Regions from separate parts of the Homo sapiens genome. Here region 1 is linked to region 2. The links are chromatin loops, found by intact Hi-C in ENCODE. Cell type or tissue: K562. All regions are shown on one strand. Each heading gives the region's core, and the rest is flanking DNA. Links, peaks and the distances in the headings are about the cores only. Region 1 overlaps LOC105369832 (a long non-coding RNA gene). Region 2 has its middle 79 kb from the start of TSPAN8.

Region 1 (4,407 bases), core at 244-4,243, 63 kb after region 2:
TGAATTAACCCAATTTCCTTCTGGGTAGTTCTCCAAGCCTTATTTTATAGTTAAAAAAAATCCATGTCTAAACTAATTCAGAACTGACTTGTGTACATAAAAATAACTAATATTTTCCATGGAATCTTGAAGCAAGATTCTGGGCCTGATTGTGTTGAGTGTGTGAGGCGCAGCAGGCTACCTAGTCTTCTAACTATTTTGTTTTGTGTGGGAGACCCGATTAGAACTATTCTATACTGGCTTTGGCATCGTAACCCAACTTAGGCTAAACAAGACGGTAGGGTGGGCCCCTGCAGGCACTAGCATTTCAAGAACACACACACAGACACAACTGTAATTTGAAATGGAAACAGCTAATTGTTGCCATCTGTGTCTGAGTAAAGTGTCCTTCATCATCGGTATGGGGGCAGAATTGAGGAGATAAGGGAAGCATAGATAAGTTATGTAAAAGAAAAAGGGTCAAAAATATTCTTCACAGGAGGGCAATAAGTGGTTGTTTTTAACTAGCTGGTAAGAACATCCAGGCACAATAAAAAAGCAGAGTTGACAGCAGCATACCATAGCTGGGCCTTCAACTTAATGGTTAATAAAAACACAGTAGTGGTAATTTTTTAAGTATTGCATAAGAGTGTTTTTTTAACAAAGGCTCATAAGATTGGAAGTAAATGAGACAAGTGTTTCTAAACTATTTAGCTCTGCTTCACTCCAAATGGATTTTCATTATTCTATGATTATTCTACCAAAGTCCTGATTTTACCATTATCCCTTGTATATCCCTCTATTACAGCCCTCATCACACAGCATTGCATTGGTCTACTAATTTATTGTCTTCTTCATTAGGCTGTGAATCTCTTGAGAACAGTAACTAGTCCATGTTTATACTGTTATCCCCAGGACATAGTATGGCATTTGGCATATAGTAGGTGCCTAAGACGATATTAACAAATACAGTAATGTCATCTTGAGGAAGATCCTAGGAATACAGAACAAGCTTATTTCTGTTAAATATTTCTTATTAATGACTTGGATGATGACATAGAAGGGTTGGTACTATTTTTAAATGGCACAAGAATGGAAGGGTTAGCTAAATATGTTAGATGACAGAAATAGAATTAAAATATATCTCTATAGGTTTGACTATTTGGCCCAAACTAATAGGATGGAATTTAGCAGAGACAAATGTAAAATCCTGCACTTCGGTTTAAACACTCAGTTGTGCAAATACAAGCCAACGTTGTCTCAGTTTAGTGCTACTTTATATGACAAAGTTTCAGGGATTTTACTGACAGAAATTTTGGTACAAGCCAAGTGCATGACTGGCTGCTGGAAAAGCTAATGTGATCTTAGGCTACCTTAGCTGAAGTGTGCTATTTACAATTCGCAGCCTGCCTAATTAGAAAGTGGTTTGAAGTGGCTATTAGTTTTGGTGTAACACATAGAACAAGAAAGAGGGCCTGCTGCACTTAGCATTGTTGTGCCATATCAGTGCCCTGTGATCAGCTCTAGGTACCACATTTAAGAGGGATATTGAAAAGCTGCAGCATCTGATGATGACTCCTGCCAATTGGAAGAATCTCCAGAAACCAAATGCTATGCTCCTATGCTGGACAGCTGAAAAAACTTGAAATGTTTAGGCTGGAGAAGGAAAGGCTTTCCTTGAATATTTTAATAACTGAATGTAGAAAATGTGCCCCATTCCCTATCTTGCTATTTCCACGAATAGGACCATCTGACTACCATTTTTATTGTCATTAAACATCTCTAATGCACACTATCTGGAGACATGAATCCTGTTCCTACTAAAGGAAAGCCCAAATAACCCTGATTTAGTTGTGACACATTTGGATGTCACATTTAGTTGCAACAACTCAGTTGTGTCGGGGCCAAGTGAAATTGTTGGTGATCTCACATTAATTTTATGGACTCGCCCCTGTGACCAATCTCCCCATTTCCCATTTCAGCATCTGAGCTCTTGTTTGTTCTCCATGCTTTGATCACCTTCCTGACGATGTTGCCACCTGCCTGCCTCCTGCCTGGGATTTCTGAGTTTGATCCTTCCGAAGGCTTCCTGTCACTGTGCTGGGACAGATATCATCTTGAGGACCTCCTTCATGGGTCACTGTTGACCCTGGAGACTGTGTTCCTCATGCCGGGCTCATGAACATATCTCATCTCCAGGTCCCATACACTCCCACGGTGGCTTTGCCGGTGCCTTCCTATGCTGATAATCTCTGTGACTCAGAAGGCTTAATTGATCATGTGAAGAGAAACTAAGTAGAGAAGTGTTTTTTTTTTTCTTTTATTCAGTTACAAGGAAGATGTTTCTAATAGTCCAAACGTTTTTAAAAACGGGATAAGCTGCCTTGTGAGAGGGGAAGTTCACTGTCACCAGGAACTTTTATAAAGCCTGGGAATAATTGGTCTCCAATGCCATGAAAAGATTTCTGCATTGTTAGCAAACTGAACTGGAGTGATTCTAAGGATAGAATATCTCAAGATTTAGTGTACAAAAAGTCAGCCAGACAACTTGTTTTAAAAAATGTAGAATTCCCAGAATTCAGTAAGTCCAGATTGAAGTACAAGAATCAGCATTTCAGACAAATCCACTCCTCTTCCCTCTCCACCCTAGGTGATTCCAATGCATGTGAATGTGAGTCATACTTTTTAAAACATTCTTCACAGAAGGGCAACCAGAGTCTCCTCCTACTCTGTATTAAGGGCTTCACTTATTTTTCTTAATTAAGATGTAACAGAGTTCTGTGGGAGTTATGGCATAATTATTAAGAACCTGGGAACAAAAACCAGGCTGCCAAGGTTCTTGCCTCTCCTACTTCATAAACCTCTGACTCTCCTACTTCATAAACCTCTCTCTGTCTTAATTTCCCCATCTACAAAATGGGATTTATATTAGTAATGACCTCATAGGGTTGTAATGAGGATTTAATCAATCAATTCATGTAAAGTGCTTAGAACAGCTCCCAGCTCACAGTAAATATTCAATATTATGATTACTATGAGGTAGTATTGTAGTTCCTTCATTGTACATTTAAAGAAATTGAGGCTCAAGGAAATAAAGTCAGTTTGCCTCAGATCCTTCAGCTAGTAATGACCTCAGTCCATTTGTCTCCAAAGATTATACATTATCTGCTCCTCCCAATTCTGTGATTCTATAATCGTATCAGCCAAAGCGATCACTATTGATAGTTTTGGGTAGAAACTGATTCCAAAGATGGCCATATGCATATGGGGGATAGAGAGATACCTATCTAAAGTTCCACCATGAATTATTTTACAAATAAGAAAACTGAGGCTTAGGGAGTAAATGATTTTGACAAGGATCCATATCAAGAAAGTGACAGACTCAAAATTTGGACCTATGCTTCTTCCACCAGCAAATTGGAGTTCTCTTTGCTATTTCACAATACCTACCCTGTGGCTATAACCTAGAGCCAGTTACTGACCACCTGGAATATTCTCCTCATTCTAGTAAACACAAATGCTTTAAAAACAAAGGAAACAACAAAAGTGGAATGCAGGCTGGAACTAGTTCTTGTGAAAACACACTGCCATCCACAAACATAGAAACAGCATACTTCCTAACAATTATATTTTTGTCACATAGCCACAGCCTGAAAGACTTATCTAACAATCAACATTTCAAGAGTAACCAAAGACAGCACTATAATGGAAGAGAGGAAGAATTTGACTCTAAAAGACAAATGTCATAAATTGGCGTAGAAAGAATTGGCTTTGGAAATGAGCATCTTTATGTTAGAGGCTCTTCCTCTGCCACTTTCTAGAAGTTGACTTGCCCTTTCTGAAATTCAGTTTCCTCATTTACAGAAATGGGGCTGATGTTGTTTACCTCACGGAGTATAAGGAGTGAAATGATAACAATGCAGGCAAGGCCCCTAGCACGATACTTGTCACACAAAAAGTGTTCAGTGATGGTGGCTGCCAATCGGAACCTCCAAGACTGTCATGATTGGGAAACAGTGTTTATCTCAAGATACCAGGGAACCCATATAAACATATGGGCAGGAAAATGGAAGTTCAGGACACTGTTTAAGAGGGTAGAGAGAAAAGTTCACAGTCTGCAAGCATTGCAGCACATCTTGTGATAGAACTCTTCTCAAGAAAGAATTTGTAGGACCTAAAATTACCATGGTTCTCTGTCCACTAAGGCATTTCTTTGTAAACATTCTTAGTATGGCTGTCTTAATGACATGTAATCATTTCATATAATCTCCTCTTGGACAGAGAGTTTGTTTTACATATCTTTCTATTCCTAATGCTATTTCAGTATCAATACTCAAAATAGGCTTTATTGAATTTATGAATAAAAGGTTTAATTAATTAATCAATTAATGTCATTTGGCCTACCACAAAGGAAACATAACATATACA
Region 2 (4,407 bases), core at 143-4,142:
TGAGAATCTTTTGACCCCTGGGTTTAAGAGTAGAAAGCATTGCATCAGAATTATACTTAGATGGATAAATACTCATTTAAAAAGTACTTTTAGTTCTAATTTCTATTAAGCTACTTTAATTTCTTGATAAAGTTTTTGTATCCCAAGGCACTAAAACATTTCTAATTTTTTTTCCATTTTGACTTTTAATTTACTGAAATTCTTTTCATTGGAATCAATTATTTTCCACATAAGGTTTAAATAAAAATGTTTTTCAATGTGGGGATTTTTTTGGTAGTGTTCATATTAAATTCTTACTGATTATAGTTTCTGCAATTACAAATTTTCTGTTATGGTCATTATTTGTACCAAATTCAATTGTCTTGAGTCAAATTATTCATATTAAACTTAGTAAAAAAGATTGGATTTTTCGGTCAATTTGAAGGCAATCATAAATTTTAACATGTTCCAATTTAGCTGTTCACAGTTTTATTTAGTATTGATTACTTCTGCCAAGTTTAATTTTTTCCTTTTCAATACTTGCATGTTTCAAGACGAGCATCAGCATAATTCTTCAGTCAGGTTTTCATCTCAAACATATGTTACCATGTGTTCTTTTAACTGTTGTCATTGTCTTTTGTGCTGATCATTTCTACCAATAATATTCGGTATGAATTGGATAAAGGACTAATTATTGATTTTTTTTCCTATTTAGCTAATTCATAAGAAAACTGCATGGTTTCCCCCAGCTGTGTCACTATTATTCTGCTGTCTGAAATTTCTCTGTATTGATGACCTAATTCTTCAACATATTTCCAATCAATTTGTGTGTTTAGTACTAACTGCCCATGTGGATAACAGGGCAAAATGCAAATGATGGGATCAGAATATTCTTGGGAAGTCAGCCAGAGAAAGATAAACATCACATATTCTCGCTCATATCAGAGAACTAAAAAAAAAAAAAAAAAAAAACTGGAAAGTTGGGGACCTAATTCTAATAAATTTCAGCATTTGGCTATTAAAGAATGTATATACTTGGTGTCAAATGTTCCTGATTCAAGATATGCTAGGCATTAAAATAATCCAGTGTTACAAAATTAATCTGGTCAATATGTTCTACACCCGACTAATTGTTAGAATTAACTGAGGTACTTCTTTTAAACATACACGTTCCTAATTTACCCCTTTCCATATCTGTCTGTCCCTGGCTAGCAATCTGTCACTTTATAGTCTCCCAGCATCTCTAATATTTTTAAAGTTCCTTCAGTAATTTTAATGTCTATCCACAAAGGTTTGGGAGCCTCCTGGACTAAGCCATACTAGTAGGAGGCTGTTCACATGGATCATGCATATGACCGAATCATCAGGTAATCTGATGGAGTAGGTATGAATGTCAGTCTATAATTCAACACAGGAAAGAAATGGAACTTTATTTTCTGTAATTCAACTTATTTTCTACTTTTGAGATGCCCATCTACCACAGAGAGGAGAATAAGTCCAAGTTAGCCCAAGGTGTCCTTGTTTTGTCCCAGGATGGGTCTGAAGTAGAGAGATAGAGAGGCAGTTTTAGTGACAAGGCATTTCAAGTGGAAGGCTGTTGTGTCACCTGCAGAAGCAGATGACATAACCCACCCAAACGCATGCAGTTTGGATGTCAATACTGATGATGCCACACACATACATCAAAAGAGTATAAAAATGTTTATTAATCACATAATTGAAGTATCTGGGGACAACAGGGCAGGCCTCTCAAGAAAGTCTGAAATGAAAGAGCAAAGAAAGGAGACTGGCCTTGGTTTTTATGATAGCTAAGGAGTGGGGCAGGGGACAAGAGTTCCTACAGGGCAGGCGATTGTGGTTTGGCTGGTACCAAAATTGAAAGCATGAGGCTTTCTTATCAGCTCGTCCAGATGTGGGGCAGAAGGGGAGGAGAGAGAGATGAAGCTTAAAAGCTGTGAGCAGTTGAATATTAAATTATGGAGTCACACTCTTCATCACAAGGGCAAATGCCCTTGATTTTATTTGTCCACACAGAAATTCTCTGAAGAAACCAGAAACCTGTCTGATCCTAGGTCTTTCATAGTAATTATTATGGTGGTTAGAGTTATGAATTAATTACAAAGTCCCAAGAACTGCTGTGTTTTATGTGTATATTTCATTTAATCTTGACTGTAATCTTATGAGACAAGTACTATCATTATTCCACTTAATAGATGAGGGAAGTGAGGCACAGAGGTAAAACATCTGCCTCAGCTGGTAAGAGGCAGAGCTGGGATTCCAACTCAGGCTGTCTGGTTCAGATTCTATACTCTAACCTTTGCATTATACCACTGTTTCCTATCTTCCTGGTCCTTCTCATCCTATCACTACATAATATGACTGAGCTGCTTTGGTGCATGGTACGTTCTTTGAGATGGTCTCTACTTCTTTTTACTTGGGACTCTAATTCTGGAGGCAAGGCTCAGGTCCCTACTCTCCAGAAACAGACTGGCCAGCATTCTAGAATAAATCAAGTGATACTTTCCAGTTGAATAATTTAAGACAATTTCATAAAGAAAATATAGAAAGAGTTTTGGAAAAGCAACAAGAGATGAGATCGGGAGCCATCACCACCCTACACCGCAACCTGAATGAATGAAGGGAGGAAGTGGCCCAGGAACTGAGAAAGTGAGCTGTGTGGAGAGTGCCCTCTCAGAGGAGCTGTGGCTTTCTGAGGAAGAGCATAGCTGTGAAGGCCTGGGAGACATACCCTGACCTGACTTTCTTCTTGTTCTCCAGATCTCTTGCCGGTGCCTTCTACTGGCCAAACCCAATAGAAAAATGGAGGATCAGAGAATTGTTTACGCAGTTTATATGCATCAGCTCCCCTGAGGCACCAGGTAGGGTGAAGGATAGAAAGTATCCTGGGGAAGTAAAATGGAAAATGTCCATTGTAGGCTTATCAATATCTATGCTTTTATCCATCCACCCTCCTCCTCCTCTTTTTTCTATCTCCAGTCCAGGTAAACACACACACACACACACACAGACACACACACACACACATTTGGACAGGAAGCTGGTAGGGTCAGGGAGCTCTTTCTCTCTCTTTACCCCCAAGCCCTCTTTTGTCCATTTGTTAAGAGCCCACTCAACTGCAAATACTAAGTAGCTCCCATATATTGGCTTAAACACAAGATTGTGTCATATGACCACCCAGGACGAGATGAGTATGTGCCCAGCAAGTAGTTTTAGCTGGTATAATTGGAATTCTCCTTAAAAGGACAGAGGAAACATGTATTAGGTAGGCAGCTATCAGTGCTTGGCATTCTTGCTATTTTATTTATATAAGAAATCCCCTCTGTTCCCTTAACTGCTCAGGCCTTTGGAAATCAAACCCAGGAGACTTACAGGCTTTCTGACATATGATATATATATATTATATGATATATATGATATATATATCTCAGATATATATATATTATATATATATCTGAGATATATATATATCATTGATGTAGAGTTGAATACATGGCTGTGTAGCTAGTCCCTATGTCTCAGAGCTTCTTCCAGCTTGGTATGACTATTTGATCATCTCACCAACAGATTGGTGCATAAGTGATGTGTGCCCCTTTGATCTGGGCCTTAAGACACTGGACATATGCTTCTGACAACTTCTTCCCCTTTTTACAGTTTAAAAGCTATCTATGATCAGCTTTGGCTATGCCGTATGGAATAATAAACCAACAAGGTAACATATCACTAAATGTCTTCATGGATGAAAGACATGCCCAAATCTGGATTGTTAAACCCAGCACTATTATGAGAAAGGCCTAAGAACTTCTTTGTTCTATAAGCAACTGCCATTTAGGGTCTCTTTGTTATATTATTTGTCCTATCTAATACAGCTTCTGTCCCAAATATGCTTTTCCTGGATGGTAACTGCCTTATGCAAAGCTGTACTGAGTTTATTTGTAATATTTTCCCAAAGCTCCACAAAGTCAGTGGTTGTGAATTCTTGCCTCTCATGTCTACTTGACATTTCCTATTTTCTGAGAATTTTCTTCCTTCTTCAAGCACTGGTTCCAGCCCTCTCACCCCCATCCATAAAGTTCAGATGGACATAGAGGGATTGTTCTTGTGAATTAGCACTATTGTTTGGGAAATCTAGATTTTACCAACAATGAAGATGAACAATTAGGAGTTAGGTCATGTGCAAGAGGGATATGGGGGAACAGCCAAAGGAGACTATGACACACAAAGGCCACAGTGGAAAATTTTCACCACCTTTTCTATAGGTCAGTGGGGAGCTTGATTTGTCATTTAACCAAATCTTGATTTGTTCGCAAGACTATACCACTCACTCAAGACTATACCACTCAAGTGGTATAGTCTCAGGTTCACTGGTGATGACAGCTATCAGGGCTTTTTCAAAGTAATTATACCTCT

What was found. Peaks named below come from ENCODE experiments on the same cell type or tissue, not always from the same donor. Only the 100,000 strongest peaks of a DNase experiment are listed, where the experiment ranks them.
Region 1: it touches region 2 in a loop (2.2-fold over the local background); 1 of 110 quality-filtered maps calls a loop at or near these places.

Annotation. Positions count from the first base shown.
Region 1 is chr12:71,297,521-71,301,927 of GRCh38, forward strand. The region is part of intron 1 of LOC105369832 (a long non-coding RNA gene); the gene reads right to left. Among named protein-coding and RNA genes, the nearest start is that of LGR5, 140 kb to the right of the region's middle. In K562, for the core only: no CTCF peak of the experiment used is centred there; DNase peaks (open chromatin) are centred at 2,161 and 3,951.
Region 2 is chr12:71,234,666-71,239,072 of GRCh38, forward strand. No RefSeq gene overlaps it. Among named protein-coding and RNA genes, the nearest start is that of TSPAN8, 79 kb to the left of the region's middle. In K562, for the core only: no CTCF peak of the experiment used is centred there; DNase peaks (open chromatin) are centred at 1,546 and 1,866.